Regions from separate parts of the Mus musculus genome. Here region 2 is linked to region 1. A link is a loop called in an ENCODE intact Hi-C map of the cell type or tissue named here. Cell type or tissue: gastrocnemius. All regions are shown on one strand. Each heading gives the region's core, and the rest is flanking DNA. Links, peaks and the distances in the headings are about the cores only. Region 1 overlaps Rps6ka5 (ribosomal protein S6 kinase, polypeptide 5). Region 2 holds the start of Nrde2 (nrde-2 necessary for RNA interference, domain containing).

What was found. Hi-C counts contacts between places; a loop is a spot of excess contacts. Peaks named below come from ENCODE experiments on the same cell type or tissue, not always from the same donor. Only the 100,000 strongest peaks of a DNase experiment are listed, where the experiment ranks them.
Region 2: it touches region 1 in a loop (4-fold over the local background); 3 of 42 quality-filtered maps call a loop at or near these places.

Annotation. Positions count from the first base shown.
Region 1 is chr12:100,599,285-100,608,663 of GRCm38, forward strand. The region is part of intron 5 of Rps6ka5 (ribosomal protein S6 kinase, polypeptide 5); the gene reads right to left. Among named protein-coding and RNA genes, the nearest start is that of Ttc7b, 83 kb to the left of the region's middle. In gastrocnemius, for the core only: CTCF peaks have their summits at 5,458 (motif pointing left) and 7,641 (motif pointing right); a DNase peak (open chromatin) is centred at 5,453.
Region 2 is chr12:100,153,698-100,163,076 of GRCm38, forward strand. It overlaps Nrde2 (nrde-2 necessary for RNA interference, domain containing), which reads right to left and starts at 5,956. Exons shown (of 14, transcript NM_001290303.1): 1 at 5,843-5,956. The coding sequence starts at 5,906. In gastrocnemius, for the core only: a CTCF peak has its summit at 5,829; DNase peaks (open chromatin) are centred at 5,742 and 5,963; H3K4me3 peaks cover 1,667 bases; H3K27ac peaks cover 1,581 bases.

The sequences.
Region 1 (9,379 bases), core at 568-8,567:
AGAGCAGCAAGCAAGACATATCTCTTCAGCTTCATTTGATATTACTTTTAAAGATGCCATCAAGACATTTCTAAAACATCAAATGCTAAGTCAAGTTTTAGAAACTCAAAAATTATGATGAATTTAAAGGTATTGCTTCTCTTAATTTTTGTTTAGAAAACTAACCTTGTAGGAAAATTTAGTAAAACTTTCATTTCCTCTTATAGGTGGCTCTGCTTCACATATTTAAAATTATGCTGATTTCCTTCTCAGTGTGACACAATAAAAATCATTTTTTTTCTGTTTTTTGTTTTGTTTTTCGAGACAGGGTTTCTCTGTTTAATTTGATAAAAAGTCCAAACTAGAGCAGGTAAGATGGCTTAGTAAACAAGGGAGTTTAATACTTAGATTCCTTTAAGTTGTCCTCTCATCTCTACATGTGCATTGTGGCATATGTGTCCATACATGCATACACAATGAATAGATGCAGACAAACTTCAAATTAAAAGTCTTAAAAATCTGGATTTTCTTCTCTAAAACACTATCTGTAACTGTGACTTTAAGAGTATATGAAGTATACGTACTGGTTAGTGCCAGAAAGATGTGACGGTCACTAGCAGTAACGGTTTACTTTTCAAATCTTTTTGCTGTAAATAGAACTTTTCCTTCTCTTTTTCTTCCTTCCAGCCCCTTCCAGCTACCTATTCAAACCCCACTCTCAAGCTGACAGCTACCTTTTCTTTTGCTGTTATTGGTATGTATGTATGTATGTATGTATGTATGTATGTATGTATGTATGTATGTACAAATATAAATAAATACAATCTGCGGAGCCTGTCTTTGCTGTTTATGTATGTATGGTTTCAGGGCTGGCCACTCTGCATTGGAAAAACAAGGAGGCTCATCCCCAAGAGAGGCTACACTATAGTCTAAGTCATGTACTATTTTATCTGACACAACAACTATAAATCTCATTCTTTATTGTCTTAAAATCAACTTCTAAATAATGCACACATCACTCAGAGACAAAATGACAATGAGTTTTAAAACAGTAAAAATAAGAGATTGGGGAGGAGGATATGGGGGACTTTTGGGATAACATTGGAAATGTAAATGAAGAAAATACCTAATTAGAAAAAATAAGAGATTACCAGAACTTGAGAGATAGCTAAAGGCTGTTCCTAGAAGTTCTTATTTTATTATTTTTAAAAGTCAATTAGTAGTGAGATAACTATAAAATTCTAAGCTTTGGGAAAAAAAAAACACCAAAGTAACTTACAGAGAATAAAGGAAGAGAGGAACTAATGAAAGAACTGGGAAACCCTGTGGGCTGAGTGGAGCACGTCTTATACAAGACTACGAGAGGACAAACAAATACCAAGACGATCAGGACCATTATAAATTGTAAACAGTGGTGACTGAAAAGAAAACACTACAGGAGGTATAACAAATATTAAAACAATAAGGAAATTTTATGAACAAATGAAAGCCAAGAATTTTAGACATAATGTAGTATTTTATATAAAATTATAGCAACTTACCAAAAATGATTCAAAATTAAAGTCTAAATATACCTATGTGCTTATATAAGTCTGTGAGCTACCTGTTATGAAAGTAGAAAACAAAACACATGGGCCATGCTAGCTGTGGAAATGCACTCATCAAATATTCACCAAAGCAGAAGTGTGCAAAACTATTCATCAACTTAAATCAACCCTTCTCTCTCTTCTCTTTTCTCACTCTCCTCTCTCCTCTCCTCTCCTCTCCTCTCCTCTCCTCTCCTCTCCTCTCCTCTCCTCTCCTCTCCTCTCCTCTCCTCTCCTCTCCTCTCCTCTCCTCTCCTCCCCTCCCCTCCCCTCTTTCTTTCTTTCTTTCTTTCTTTCTTTCTTTCTTTCTTTCTTTCTTTCTTTCTTTCTTTCTTTCTTTCTTTCTTTCTTTCTTTCTTTTTTTCTTTTTCTTTCTTTATCTCTCCCTCATTCCCTCTCTCTTTCTTTCCTCAGGGTTTCTCTGTGTGGCCCTGGCTGTCCTGGAGCTCACTCTGTAGAGCAGGCTGGCCTTGAAATCACAGAGATCCACCTGCCCCTGCCTCCCAAGTGCTGGGATTAAAGGCGTGTACCACCACAGCTCAGCAAATTTCTAACATTTCTAACAGATATTAATATATAAAGCTAATGAAAAAAATCAAGAAAAGTAGAGTGTTCTAGGAACTGGAAGATGCTTTGTCATAGAAAAACAAGCCTGCAGAGACTAATAATAAAGTTTACCTATTAAAAACATAAATACTGGGCCTGAAGAGATGAGCTGAAGGTTAATAGCACTTGCTGCTCTTTTACAGTTCTTGGGTTTGATGCCAGCACCCACATGATGGCTCACAGCCATCTGTAACTCTTGTTCCAAGGGAACGGACTCTTGGGCACCACACACACATGTGGTATATATGCTATTCCCAAACATACACAAACTAAAAGGCATGAAAACAGAAAAGAAACAAATCATTGCTACTTGTCAATAGTAGCGCTATCATGTGGTGTGTGAAGTGGGCTGGTGAGCCTTGCCCCTTCCACATTAGCATCTACTGGTGGTGTCCTTACTCAGATCATGTGTGGGCTACCATCATTTTTGAGGCCATCTCTCAGTGATGGCATCACTGAGTGAGCTCACCCACTAGGTTAGGCTGTCTGGCCAGTGAGCTCCATGGATCCTTGTCTGTACCTCCCCAGCACTGAGACTACAAGCATAATGCCTGCATCCTCAGCTTTTAATGTGTGTGCTGGGGACTGACTCAGGTCCTCACGCTTACACAGTGAGCACTCTACCACCTCAGCTATCTTTCAACTTCAATGTATTCCTTTAATATGGTTATCTACATAAAACATCCAGATGAATCTATAATTCACAGAATTATGCAGTTATGTACACAATTAACACTGTTCCTGTGTTTCATGGCCAGCCAGTCTCGATGAGCTGAGGTTCAGTGACAGGCTCTGTGTAAACATGTAGAGCAATAGAGGAAGATACCTGACATTAATATCTGGGCTCTATGTACACACATGAACATATACCCACATACACACGTGCACAGCCACAAACATATATATGTACATACACACGCATGCACACACACTCCAACTTATAACAAGATACACCATTAATATACATTTAAAAAATACAAGATAATAGTATATTTCTCTTCCAAATTCCAGACTGATAATAGCAAGGAGACACCTGCTTTTATGTCTTGTGGATCAGGTAACTTCAGCTTACCCAACTGAACTCAGTCCTGTCAGTTGCTCTAGCAGCTACCCTAGATTCTTCAGGCTCTCTCATATCCCATATCTAACTCATAAAAATTTCCATTAGGGCCTCAGAGATGGCTCAGTGGTTAAGAGCACTGACTGCTCTTCCAAAGGTCCTGTGTTCAAATCCCACAACCGTGTGGTGGCTCACAACTGTCCGTAATGAGATCTGACGCCCTCTTCTGGTGTGTCTGAAAACAGCTACAGTGTACTTACATATAACAAGTAAATAAATCTTAAAAAAAAAATTCCATTAGTTCTATTGTCAAAATACACTCCAGATGTGCCTACCTCTGAAACTCCTCTCCATCACTGTTGGCTCAGGCAATGCCATCCTTTGCTGATACTCTAAGAGCTTCCTTAACCTGTTTCCTGTCCCCCTCTGAGTTACCATCCATGCCAAGCAGAATTACATTCTAAAACAGCTCGGTTCAGGCCATGCTACTCAGATTCTCTAGGGGCTACTGGCCTGTACAGAGAAGCTGTAACACTTACAAGGCCCTTTCTGACCTAATAATCTTATTCTGCATGGTTCCATGTCCTTAGACCACTACTCTAACCATCACTTGTTCTACACAACCCACAAGATACCCACGTGGCCACTATCACGTCTCACATGTCCCCTTCTTAGCAAAGCATCTTCAGAGTAACCTAGTGTGTCCTGATCCTTCCATTTCTTTCCTATGGAATCTGATTCCCTGCCACCAATTACAGATACACTATCTAGGTACATGACTTACACATGTCTGCTGCCTGCTTAGAGGGGAAACTTTTGTGTCTCTGGCTCACTATTAGCTTCCCATACCTTGACTGAACACTGGCAGACAATGATTCACTAAGTCCTGAGTATGCAGGAAAAAATGGAAAATGTACATAGTTGAAAGTGTGATTGCTGAGTTTATACAGTGTTGTATTACCTTCGCCCTCTGGCTTTCATACGCACATCATGCCATGGATATGCACACACACAGACATGCACAAGGCAGAAATGTACTGCTATTACTCTGCTAAATGGACAATGCAACAAAATGACTCCTAATGACTTGCTACTATCCCATCAGTGAACTCCTCCCTCAGCCTTCATCTTTGAAGCTTCCTGCAGTAGAGGACAGTTAGCTCAGACACCCACGACTCATCAGCATGCAGAGACTAGGAGAGTTTGGTGGCTGGACCCAAGTGGGATGTCCCTACCACACCCCTCTCTCCAGGCTCAAGGATCTATGTGTGTGGTGGGGGTAAGCAGGAAGAATGTAAGAAAGCCAAGAGCATAGTGGCACCTGCCTTTAATTCTAGTACTCTGTAGGCGGAGGCAGGAGGATCTCTTATGAATTTAAGGTCAACCTGGTCTACATAGCAAGTTCTAGTCCAGCCAAGATCACATAGTGAGACCTTGTCCCAATCCTGACACACACACACACACACACACACACACACACACACACACACACCTAAAAGCTTGTACGACCCAGAGGGGTAGGAGTGCATCATTTCAAGGCCACTGTAATTTTTTTTCATATACAACTGGGCAGACTGCATAATATCTGACAAAGTTCAAGTCAGACAAAACCCAAACACAGAGGAGGGAGACAGGCAGAAGGCCCTTCTACTCTCTAGGAGCTATTGCATTTAATTGCTGCCAGGAGAAGAAAAGTCCATTTCTTTAATGGTGTGACAGCTGGTACTGACCACACCTCAGAGCAAGCCCCATGCCCAGGAGTACTCAGCCAACACAAACTGGACTCCATGGGTCTAGGAGTCAGGGAGACAGAGAGAGAGAGAGACAGAGACAGAGACAGAGAGAGAGACAGAGACAGAGAGAAGGAGAGGGAGGGGGAGGGAGGGAGAAAGAGAGAATGAGAATGAAGTTAGATGGATAGGGAGGTAAGGAGGATCTGGAAAGAGTTGTGGAAGGAGGGTGATTATGATAAAAACAGTATATGCAAACTGTAAAAAAATCTGATAAATAGTATTTTACAGAGAAATTTACAGAATGCAAACATTAATCATGTATTTTCAATCTTATTATCCCAAAGTAAATTGTGTTAAATTTCCCTGGGTTTATTCCTGACACTCAACATAGTTTTAAACACTTTCTGTTTGCTTCTCAGAAAGTAAATGTGACAGTCCTACACTGACAGATGCACCTCATCCACTCTTGCTGTGGCCAGTGGCCCTCTAGTGGACACCTCGTGGAAATGCTTTCCCTGATCTCCAAGGCAGTGTGATTAGCCTACTCTCAGGGACACCAGTATCCAACAGCAGTTCATCAGAATAAAACCCAAAACAATAAAGATAATTAAGATAAAACTAGCAGATAAATATTTCTCAAGTAAATAAAAATATTTAACATTTCTTGAACAAATTAAGTATTCAGTACTTAGAAGTTACTAGGAAAATGTCAGTTCAAAAGTTGTCTCAGATACATCGACTCAAAAAGAGGGGGAAAGACAACAATATCCTGAGTAAGGTTAACCTAAGCCAGTCATTTATGACATAAGAAAAAGCAACAGTGAACTGTGGATTCATCTAGTGCTTGCTCTGTGGAGGGGGCAAAGCGTCTGCCCTGATGTCTGGGGTAGGGGAGGCGCATGCAGAAACTTCACAAATGGCTAGAGTGAAATATGGTAACATTGGAATAGTTTATAGTTTATCTTTTCTATTTCTATTATGTTTATGTATTTATGTGTGTGGGGGGTCAGAGGACAATTGTGTAGAGTCAGTTGTCTCCTTCCACCCTGTGTGTCCCATAAATCAAACTCAGGTGGTCAGGCTTGGCATCAAGTCCCTATTCTCACTGAGCCAATTTTCTGGCCCAGTTGTAACTGTTTTAAGTGAAGGACAGACTTTATACTCTAGTGTTCTTCCAATACCTCCACTCACCTAAAAAGTAATAATTATCCAGAGTCACTTATTTTGGCAAATGAATGACAGGAGTATTTAAGAGAGACCTAGTAGGCTTTTCAGGAGCATATATATATGAAAATCCATCATGAATACATGTTACTACAAATCAATCAAGACAGGAGGTAGAGGTAATCACAAACTGCCATAGTTACTGTGTATTTATTTCTCAATTTGAAAATGCTTGTGTGGATCCCAACTCTGATCCAGTACTGTGGTTTCAAAGAGACCGTCTGCCCTAGGCTCTGGTATTTTAATATTTGGTCCCAGTTGGTGGTGCTGTTTGGGGATTTTTAGAAGGAATGGCCTTGCTGGAGGAATTATGTCACTGGAGGCGAGCTCTGAGATTTTAAAACCTTGCCCTACTTCTGGTGTGCTTTTTCTGCCTAATGTTTTCAGTTCAGGACGTGACCTGAGCTTCCAGTTCCAGCTGCCACATCTGTCTGCTACCACACCTCCTGGCCATGACAGACTCATTCTTTAGGAACTGTAAGCCAAAATTCAACTCTCTTTTTTTTTCATAAGTTGCCTCCAGTCATAATGCTTGATTACAGCAAAAGAAAGTAACACACCTAGCCATCTCGAGATATACGCCACATTAAGCAAAGCCCGGAAATGGCGTTACTAACTAGACATTTATTAGAGAAAGATACAAGCTTTCTGCAAATAAGAAAACAAAGGAAGAATAACAAGATTCTTGTGTATAAATTTTAACTTTTCTCACAATAGTCTGAAATCTGAATAGTATAGCTTACAGACAGAAGCGGATACTGGCAGTGTTTACATACAGACTATCCTTGCACGAGGAGCTTGTTACACTGCTAGGACAGTCCAGTAAGTAGCTAAGGTAGCCCTTGTGTCATAGATGGAGAAATTAGGATCTGGAGGGCTAATAACTAAAGGCCCAAAGATCCCATCCTCAACACAACTGAGTGCTGCTTACACATTCAGATAACTCGTCAGCTCAAGGGGTTGCTTTTGCTTCTTTAGTCATGCTCTTCTAGCCTTTTCCTTTTAAGCATAAATACCATGACAGTGGGCTGTAACTTAGCTATCTCACTTTTAAGTGTTGGGGATTTATTTTTCTTAACTAAAACTTAAACTTTTGTCTACCTGAGGATTCTTGTTTGTTAAGAAAAATTTTAAACATTGGCTGCCAAAATGTCAAAAGTATGTTTAAGCCATATTTATATAGTGAACAATACATGAACATATATTCTCAACATTATTTCACTGTGTATGAATAAAAAAGATAATTTTGTCAAGGATATTATTTTCATATTATTATTTCAACTGTCTTATTCCATATTAGAATTAAAAATACAATACATAGCAGATTGCCTGCTTAGCTCAACAAACATTTCTTTTTAAAAAGGATTTGTTGGTTGTATTTCATATTTATGGGTGCTTTGCCTGCTTGTTTGTCTATGTGTATTCTTTGGTGCCCATGGAGGCCAGAAGAGGGCACCAAATCCCCTGGGACTAGAGTTATGGACAGTTGTGAGCTACCATGTTGGTGTTGCCAATGAAACCAAGGTCCTCTAGAAGAGGAGAAAATGCTCTTAACTGCTGAGCCATCTCTCCATCACCCAGCCAACATTTTTAATGATCAAAACAACACTTACGAATGACATACCCTAGTCTATAGAGACTTATGTTGTCTTTTATTTCCAGAACCTTAAGGGGTTAACCAAATTTTGAGAAAAAGAAAATATAAATTAAAAAAAAAAACTAAAAAAGGAAAATACCAATAAAAGTTATCAAACTATACAAAGTAGTTATTATCACAAAAAGATGTTTAAAATTACTAAAATAAAATTTGTTCTGTATAGAATTCAGAATTAGCAAATCTATCTAGAAATAATCAAGCATATACATAAGAAATCTAAGATGTATGATTTGTTAGGGTCACCATCCTGTTTCTAGGGTCCCTTATAATACTTAGCATATAGGAGGTACTTGGTATCATTTGAAAATAAAATAAATAATTTTGCTATTAAAACAGTATTAAACATACATAAAAAGTAAGTTGCTAAAAGGTAAACATAAGTACATTTCCCAGATCATGTGAGGTCAGAATTTACAGATTTTGAAACAAGCAGATCTGGGTAAGAAATGGTCTGTTCAATTCTAGTAATGTAGAGTTCAAGGTGCCTAGAAGTTAAAGGAACACAAGACTACAGACATCTTTAGGGCTCGAGCCCAGAAGAGAGGTCAGAGTCAGCAGTACATATGGACGGCATACAAGGAGAGAGGACAGCTAACAAGACCTGAAAGGAAGTCATGGAGAAGCCTAAGGTAGTAGGAGAAGAAACTGCAAAGCAACAGTAAGCCAGAGGCTGGTGAACTGAAGCTCCAAGGTCAAAAGTCATTTATTGCTTAAGGCTATTGGACAAATAAGCCAGGTAAGGAAGGAAAAGCACTAAGTGATACTGGCTAGACAGCATCAGTTAACTGCTGAGGAGTAGACTTAGGAATGCTGATGTGTAAGTGGAGGCAGTCTACAGGAATGGACAGACAACAAGAATAAAAGAGCTAGACATACAGACATGGACAGACAACAGGAGCAAAAGAGCTAGAGGGAAGATAAGACACCCAGGGGTTTTTGTTTGTTTTGTCTTTTTAAGTCAGTTCATTTGTCCATCATCTCCTTATTTTTAAATTTTTTAAAACAGAAGCTACTAGGCATGCTTGAAGGACGAGTGAGACCAGAGTGTGAATGGAGGAGTGGAAGATGAGATGAAGCACATACAGATAGAGTCAGGCTGAAGGGATGGGGGAAAGAATCCATTTGCTCCTACAAAGACTTAAGTATAAGTGACTTAGGCTGACACATGAACCAAAAAGGAACCGAAAAAGAAATGCTAACCCAAACAGAACAGTCTCAAGGAGTATCTGTTAAAAGGGAAGGGGCTGGGTCAGGACACTTAAACAGCTGCTGGGTGGGGTGGGAAACAAAAGGCCATTAGATCAAGTTTTAGAAGACTCCAGAAAAGAAAATTCCTATCTGGTCCTTGAGAATATACACTGAGGTCTAGCCTGACAGTATGATCTTTATGGCCAAGAGAAAGAATGGGTTGGCAGTAAGCTGTGAGAACCCAAGAGTGTAATTTTCTGTCAAAATATAGTTGGTTGCAGTCAGTGAGGTAGTGAACCTATCAATGACTTACTTCTCTGGTTTAGCCTGAACTCTTAACATTTTT
Region 2 (9,379 bases), core at 1,132-9,131, 450 kb before region 1:
ACAGACGTGGAAATAGGGCTCAAAGGGAGTAAGGAATTTATAAGGCCCTATCTAGTAAATGCTGAACAACTGCTCTACAGTCTTTTTCCGTCTCCATGTTCTGAGATTCGTTCCTTTCCCTTGGGCCTAACTCCTGGCAAGAGCTAAGTGAAAATAGTCCTTGTTGCTCACTGAGATCGGAATATTTCCATAGCAGATTCTACCATAAACAAAGGGGAAGCGGGGAGAGATGGAACAAACGGTGCACAGGGAGAGATGTTCTCCCAGCATCCCAGTGGATCGTCACGCCACCAACACGCTAAACAGTGACAGCAGGTGAAGAAGTGTGGAGAAACACCAGCCTCTACACAAGGCTGCTGCGGTACAGTGTGTGAGGGTGTGTCTCTTCAATATTTATTTGAATTCGATCTGCTTTTTAATTGCTAATTCTTACAGCAGTATGCAGCAGTATGTAGCAGAGGGCTCTTGCCAGCAGGACTCTGGGGTTGCCATTTCTATGGCTTGAAACTGGGTTTCCTATTGTGTAAATCTTTCTCACCTGCCTAAGGCAATCTAGGATTGTATCTGATTGGCTGGGAAAAAAAAAAAAAAAAAAAAAACCAAGCTGATGACCCCATAGCTGGGCAGGAAGTAGAGGGCAGATCTTCCAGGGAGAGAGAGATGCTGGGAGAAGATGAAAGGTGGGAGATTCGACAGGGACGCGGAGGTGGACAGACCAGAGCGGAGCAGATAGACCTGGCCACATGGCCAGACACAGTACCAGGCAGGATCAGTTGGGTTAGAGTAGCTGGGAGAATGACCCCGCAAAACACCTAAGATTTTAAATATTAAAAAGCCTCTGTGTCATTATTTATATCGCTGGCGGGTTCGAAGTTGTCCCACTATACAAGGTAACACAGAGGACTCACCAAAGCCTTCAGAGAGGGCCTGTCAGGCTTCCTCTGAAAACAGCCAAGGGTTTGCCACATGCAGCCACTGAGGAAGAAGACCCTTCTAAAGAACTGAAGTCTCCACATGGCGGCTCAGAACCATCTATACCGAGGTCTGATGCCCTCTTCTGGTGTGCAGGCGAGCGAGCAGACAGAGCACTCGTATACATAAAATAAGTTAGTTAATTTTAAAAACCTGAAACTCTTGGGTTATGAACTCAGCTCTGAGACAGTGACCTGACAGGCCATCAACTGGACACACACATTACAAGTTCCAATCCCAGAAGCACTTGAGAGATGCTTCCACACCTCATCCACAGATTTTAAACTTTTTTTAACCAAGGAACTGTAAAACAAAACCTCTGAGTTCAACACAGAGAACAGGAACAGCAGGGATGCCCTGGCTGTGAGCTTGCTGCCTACGGAGGCTCAATGAATGGCCAAGGGCAAACACTGAAGCCTGGCTGTTCCTTTCTTCCACTAGGGCTCTGCACCATCCATACCATGGACTACTCTGAACTTCAACTAAAGTCTCCTGACGGGTACATAAGTAAGGCTGTCAGGGCAATTTCCAAATTGTGACTTCATTATCTGCTTGTCCATCTTCCTACACCATTCTATGCCAACTCAAATCCTGCTAAGGAGAGGTTAATCATTGTTAGTGTGGCAAGGGCGTATGACTTCCATTACAGCTCTGGAGATAAAGGCAGATCTCTATGACTTTGAGGCCCATTTAAAAACAAAACAAAACAAAAAATGGCAATTAACAAACAACAAACAAACAAACAAACAAACCCAGGGCTGGGGAAATGGCCCCATGGTGGAGAGCACCAGCTGTTCTTCCAGAGGATCCCAGTTTGACCCCCAGAACCCACGTGGCAGCTCACAGGCATTTGTAACTCAGTTCCAAGGAATCTAACAGAGCCTCTTCTAGCCTCTTAGGACAGCAGGCACACAAGTGCCACAGACCTCCATGCAGACAAAACACATACATACATACATACATACATACATACATACACACTCATACATACATACATGCAAACACAACAACTGGTCTGCAAGTCTTTCATCCTTGTTTCCAGCTCCCCCTCCTGCTCATCTCTTACAAACTAGAAGCACCTTGAGGGTGGGAGCCGTTACTACTCACTCCCACACTATCACAGTGCCATAGCATAAAATACCGACTCAATAAGTTGAAATGCAGAGGATGTGAAGTCTGTCTTTATCTTCACACCAAAGGCTCTAACCTCCTCCAAAAGTCCAATCAAAGTATGAAGTGCAGCCGTCATATGACTCGTCTATTCCTTACAGCAACTGTGTAGTCAGTCATTAGATTACCTGCTATGTACCCTAGCACAATTCCAGGTACTGGGGAGACCGTGATGGACAAGACAGCGTCCGCTCATATGATGCTTATACTTGATCATATCCTTGCCTGTCAGATGACACACCTGAGATGTGAGATTCAATTTTTAGTGACACAGAATCCTGGACAGAAATATCTAACATTAAATGACATTTTATTCATCAGATTGCTAAGTCCTTTTCTTTTTCTTTTTTCTTTTTTGCTTTGATATTAGTTTGAAGTTACAAATGCTTGTGAGCTGCCATGTGGGTGTGCTAGGAATTGAACCTGGGTCCTCTGGAAGAGCAATCAGTGCTTTTAACTGATGAACCATCTCTCCAGGCTACCAAGTCCCTTTCAGTGGTTACTTACAACCTCCTAACTTAGAGAGCCTGACAGAAATCAAGTCTGTACTTATTACCACTAAGCAGGGTGCTGTGTGTGTGTGTGTGTGTGTGTGCACTTACATCACTAAGGAGGGTGTAGTACATATGTACTTTCATCACTATGCAGGGTGTCATATATTATATGTGTACTCGAATCACTAAGCAGGTAGACTATACTACAGAAAGGAACAGCAGGAAAGCAAGCAGCTGGAGCCTGAGAGGGATCTGGAAGACCCAACCTCTGGGGATCAGCACAGAAATCTCAGGTTAGCAACTGCTGAGAGCCTGGCACCGTACTTCACACACCCATGCATATGAGAAAGGAAAAGAGGGAAATAACCTCCTCAACGCCACGTCACGTGCTGCCCACCCACTGCCGGGATATAGAGCACCTACACACACCTTCAGAGAAATCTGACAGAGGTAAGCTAACAGCCCATCACCGAGGACTCACTGACATACCTCTGTGGTGAGCTTACTAAGACACTTTACTAACCCTCCATCTCCACTGAAAAGGCCTGCGTTCAGTTCCACCAAAGGCAGAGGGGCAAGCCAGCATGAATAAGCTTCTAAACTAGGTAACTTTATAAGTGGGTATCACATCCAAGTTCAATATCCATTTCTGTACCTTGTCCTAACAATGTAGCCCTGGCTTCTAGTCTGTTTAAGTGAACTCAGAGATGAGGGGCCACTCCTCCAGGGGTAAATCATTCAAACAGCATTTCCAAGGCTGATGGTAAAAATGAGTTAGCAATCACATTAATGAAGATATTTGTTCTCTTGAGAATAAGCCGTTCATTTTGATTAGGACTGCCATTTTCTGATTGCTGGAAGCTCGAACTCACTTGTACAAAAAGCACCAGCAAACACAGGTAAGAATGGCATTCAAGGTGTCGACGTTTTCCTGGGAGTTGATCTACCCCATGAAGCAGCCCAGGAACTGCGAAGATGTTTAAATCACAAGATTCCCAACCCTGTCATAAAAAATTATAATGCAAGTTCTAGAGTCAGAAGAAACTCTTTGAGTCTCTTTTGCTCATTCAAGGTGATTACACACTGGAGGCTAATCTGGGTCCCAGTGAGACCCTGTCACAAGAATATAAAAAACATCACTGCAAAATTATCAGATGAAGGTGTAATGGCATGGTTGGAAAGACGGGTCAGTGATTAAGCACACTGGTTGTTCTTCAAAGGACCAAGGTTTGATTTCCAGCATCTACATGGAGGCTCACAACCATCTTAACTCTAATCCCAGGGGATCTGATGCCCAACACGGACCCCCTTAATATCACTGAAATCAAAGATTGGACCCTCCTGATAGGACTTAATATTTGTGCAGCACTCCAAACAAGCTACCCTCAACAACAAAAAGTATATAGCTAGATCTTATCGGCTCTTTAAATCTAATTATCAGTTCCCAGGAAATAATGGGATGGATAAATAAAGGAGCAAGTTACAGGAAGATTTAGCGGGAAACATCTTCAGGATGGATAACCAGCTTCCTCAACAAATATATCACCTGAGAAAATACAAGAGCAGAGAAACTGTTTCATACTCAAGGGGACCTACGGGTACATGCAGAAAATGCAGTGTGCCTGGACATGGGAGCACTTGCCTTTAATCCCAACACTAGGAAGGCAGATCTCTGTGGGTTTCTGGCCAACTCTCTGTCTTAGTCAGGGTCTCTAGTCCTGCACAGACATGACCGAGAAGCAAGCTGGGAAGGAAAGGGTTTATTCAGCTTACACTTCCACACTGCTGTTCATCACCAAGGAAGTCAGGACTGGAACTCAAGCAGGTCAGGAAGCAGGAGCTGATGCAGAGGCCATGGAGGGATGTTTCTTACTGGCTTGCTCAGCTTGCTCTCTTATAGAACTCAAGACTACCAGCCCAGGGATGGCACCACCCACAATGGATCCTCCCACCCTTGATCACTAACTGAGAAAATGCCTTACAGCTGGATCTCATGGAGGCCTTTCCTCAAGGGAGGCTCCATTCTCTGTGATAACTCCAGCTTGTGTCAAGTTGACACACAAAACCAGCCAGTACACCCCCTCTCTCAGAGAGAGAGAGAGAGAGAAGACAGAGAGAAAAGGAAGACAGAGAGAAAGAAGAGAGAGAAAGGAGAGAGAGAGAGAATTCTGACTTCTTTTGGATCCCTATAAGCAAACCAACCGTAAAGAAAGCTGAACAGTAACTCATAGTTAAATAATATATAGTTAATTTTCTTAACTATATTTTGTTTTGGTTTGGTCTTTTTTGAGATTAGGGTCTCTCTATGTTGTGGCCCAGGCTGTCCAAGAATTCACTACGTAGATCAAGCTGAGCTTGAATTCAGAGATCCACCTGCCTCTGCCTCCCAAGTGCTGAAATTAATGGTGTATGCCACCACTGCCAGCCCTTCAACTTGACCGTACACTTTCAGTATTAGATGTATTTTCTGCATTTACCTGCCATGGTTAACTTCATTATAGCTGACACTTGTCTTAGCATTTAAAATACGCACCCAGTTCTCTAATCCCATGCTTCTCTTCCACAGCCCCTTGAAGGTCCCTGAATTCTTATCTATACAAATCATATCCTCTTGAAGACCATTCCAAAATTCTGAACGTTTCATTTTTATGGTTGACTGTGGCTCATCTATGACATTTGTAGCATACTACCTTATACTGATTTGTTGCTGTTGTTACTTAGTTTCGTTCATGCAACAGGTTGCATTATCAATCCTGACACACTTATTGAATACGTCTATATTTTGGGCCTGTGTTTCTAATAAGTGTGCTACAATGAATAGACAGTCTCGGAATTTGTTGACGGTTACAATTTAGTAAGGAAAAATCAGAATTACGCCAACCACAATTGCAAGTATTTTAAGAGGGTTTCTTTTGCAATGGAGTTGTATCATTGCAGCTTCTAGGAGAATGAAGTCCAAAAATACGGTAATGTTAGCGCCAGACATCATCGTAGGCTTAGTTTCCCCTCCGCTTACTTGACCACCGTAGCGCCTGAAAGAGCCTCTGGCCCTACACTTCAGACAAGACCCAGAAGGCTTTGCAGCGCCGCGGAGAACTCTGGGATACAGGTGGATAAACAAAGCAAAGAAAAAAGGCCATGACCCAGGCCCGAAAATCTGCCATTAATTTAATGGATGTCTTTTTCGACTCTTTTGGGGTGCTTACCTTTCCTGAATGCCCCATCACCGGAGGCCTCACTTACGTCCGCAAAAGCCGGGAACAGCGCCATGATCACAGGCCGCACTACCACTCCTGCCTCAGAAATGGCGCCGTCTGGAGAGCTCTGGTTGGAGGACGGTGACTCGCGAGGCACTCTGGGAAATGTAGTTCTTCCTGCACTCTTTAAGGCTTAACTCCTGGGCAAGGCGGTGCGGAGACCCAAAGGGTAGAGAGGGGAGGAGGGAAGAGGGTGAGATTGAGGAAGAACAGTTTCCTTGTAGTTAGTGCCCTCCGGCTTCACTGAACAATGGACAAGCAGGAACCGGAAGAGGAAGTTGGGAGGGGGGAAGGTGTGGAAACTGGAATTCAGCTCCTCTGGTAAAAGCACATTGCCTCCTTTAAACTGGATCAAAGTAATCAAATTCTGTAAGATTCATTTTCCTCCTCTGCAAGATTGTGTGTGTGAGTGTATGTATACGTACACATATACATGTACAAATTGCAATTGTTTCACCCATAAGAAGCATTTAAAAGGTGGCTTTAAACTGGGTGTGGGGGCAAACCCCTTTTAAGTCCCAACACTCAGTGGTAGAGGCAAGTGGATCTCTGTGAGTTCGACACCAGCTGGTCTACATAGTAATTTCCATGAGAGTCAGAACTGTATAGAGACGATGTCTCAAAAAAAGCCAATAAAAAGAAAGAAAAGAAATGAAAAATTAGCTTCTATGTGAGATGTGACAAGTTCCACGGCAAAATGTAAGTGATCCAAATATAAGTTGTCATTTTAAATACCCTAGGAATACAGAAGAGTACAAAGTCCCAATAAGATAAAGGTCTTTGACAATAAATGCATATACTTACCTATAAAGTATTTTTGAGATTCCCCTACCAAAAAAAAAAAAAAGGTTGGGTGCAGGAGCCAATGAAATGGCTTAAATAATAAAGGTACTACCAAGCAAGCATGGATACCTGAGTTTCATCCAGGCTCCACAAAGTTGTCTTCTGACCTCCAAGTGCACAGGGCACCACAATAAAATAAAGTTTAGAAAAAAAAAAAAGCTAAACCCAGAGATGTGACTAATCATCTAAACAAAGGAATGGATGGAAACCTATCCAAGCAGCTCCGTGTACCATGTAAACTGTGTGTACCATGTAAACTGTGTGTGTCCAAAATAAATGTCCAAGTTTTCAGGTCCCTAAAAGTACTTGGAAAAAGGAGGCCAGTAGAATCCACTTGTCTTCAACTGTAAATCTCAAGTTCCGCCAAACCTGACAGGAAGTTATCTCAGTTGATTAAATCAATATCTGCATCAGGGCACGATGATGCTCACCTTTAATCTCAGCACTCTGGAGTCAGAGGCACTGGCACTCACTCTGTGAGTTTGAGGCCAGTCTGATCAACAAAGCAAGTTTCAGGACAGCCAGGGCTACACTGAGAAATCCTGTCTGTCTTAGTTAGGGTTTTACTGCTTTGAACAGACACCATGACCAAAGCAAGTCTTATAAAAAACAACATTTAATTGGGGCTGGCTTACAGGTTTAGAGGTTCAGTCCATTATCATCAAGGTGAGAGCATGGCAGTATCCAGGCAGGCATGGCACAGGAGGAGCTGAGAGTTCTATGCCTTCATCCAAAGGCTGCTAGTGGAAGACTGACTTCCAGCAACTAGGGTGAGGATCTTATGCCCACACCCACAGTGACACACCCATTCCAACCAGGTCAAACCTATTCCAACAAGGCCACACCTTCAGATGGTGCCACTCCCTGGTCCAAGGATATACAAACTATCACACTGTCTCAAAACAAAACAGAAAACAAAACTAACTAAAATGGTTACAGTCTTTCCCCAATGTTTCATCTCTTTCTATTCCAGAAAAATAAGAATTAAATGTGAAAGGCTTCAAAAAAATTTTGAAAGCCATGATAATGTATTGATAACAAGGAATCTTGCTGTAGTGGATATTTGTGTATTTACAAACATGTAAGAGACTTTTCGTAAGCAATTCATAAGGACAACTTAATATATAATCAAGTTACTGATACAGATTTCTAAAGTTTTGTTTTCTGGGAGGATTTTTACTTTTTTAAAATTTGTGTGTGTGTACGTGTGTGTGTGTCATTATGCTTATGTGGCAGGAGCTGATGGCCACTGAGACATCTCACCTGCCCTGTCTTTTGGTTTTAGTTTTGTTTTTGTTTTGGTTTTTTTTTTTTTTTGTTTTGTTTTTAGATAGATCTCAGTATGTAGTACAGGCTCAGACTCTTTATCCTCTTGCCTTTCTCTCAATTAAAACAAAACTTCACTTTTAGTGTAACATACGAGTAAATTTTGCAAAGGTTTAGCAGACACAGACATTTGTATGGAGTGTGTAGCTTTCACCCTAACAAATGTTGAAAAAACAGATTCTCTATGTAGCCTAGGCTGTCCTGGAACTCTCTGTGTAGATCAGGCTGGCCTCAAACTCACAGAGATCTGCCAGTCTCTGCTTCGCAAGTGTTGAGATTAAAGATATGTACCATAATGCCCAGTACATTTTGAAAACGTACAGAATTAATTTTCAGTGTAGCTGCCGCAGAGGCTGGAAATCCTGCTTGGTCTCCAATGTTTCTATGTGATCCTTTCCTGAAAAGCTGTGCTGACCTTTGGTTTAAATGATCAACGTTCGAGTGGTAAAGGCCAGTGCTTAAGAATACTTGCTGCTCTTACAGAGGACTTGGGTTGTTATTTTTGGGGTTTTTTTTTGTTTTGTTTTGTCTTGTTTTTGTTTTTGAGACAGGGTTTCTCTTTATAGCCCTGGCTGTCCTGGAACTCACTTTGTAGACCAGGCTGGCCTCGAACTCAGAAATCCGCCTGCCTCTGCCTCCTGAGTGCTGGGATTAAAGGCGTGTGCCACCACGCCTGGCAGGGTTGTTATTTTTTTTCAACATTTGTAAGGGTGAAAACTACGTGCTCCACACAAATGGGCATAGGACTAAATTTGCTATGGCTGTGATTGCCAGACCTTTACAAAATTTGCTACTAGGTTAAACTAAACGTTACGTATTGAACTAGACCTGGTGGCGCACACCTTTAATCCCAGCACTTGAAAGGCAGAGGCAAGTGGATCTCGAAGTTGAAGGCCAGCCTGGTTCTGCAGAGTGAATTCCAGGACAGCCAGGGCTACTTGGAGAAACCCTGTCTCAAGAAAATAGGAAAGTTTTGAATATTCTTTTCTGCCTAGAAAACCCATCACAAAGGACGTGAGAACCACTGACTTCACTGATCCTTACTCTAGCTTCCACGTGTAAACTCTGGGTATTTCCAGGGCGGGTGCCAGGGATTTCTCAACATAAACCAGAAATGGTTTCAGATCACCGATTGGCTCTATGGATATATGGCTAAGGGAAGAAGTGCGGTAGTTATTGTTATCAAGACCTCTGAAACCCATGACATCACATAGGTGACAGCGAGACCCCCATACCTGTTGCCAAGGCAGCAGCCACCATATTCACAGAATCCACTTGGCTCACCTCCCACCTTTACCTGTGACTATGTCACCATGC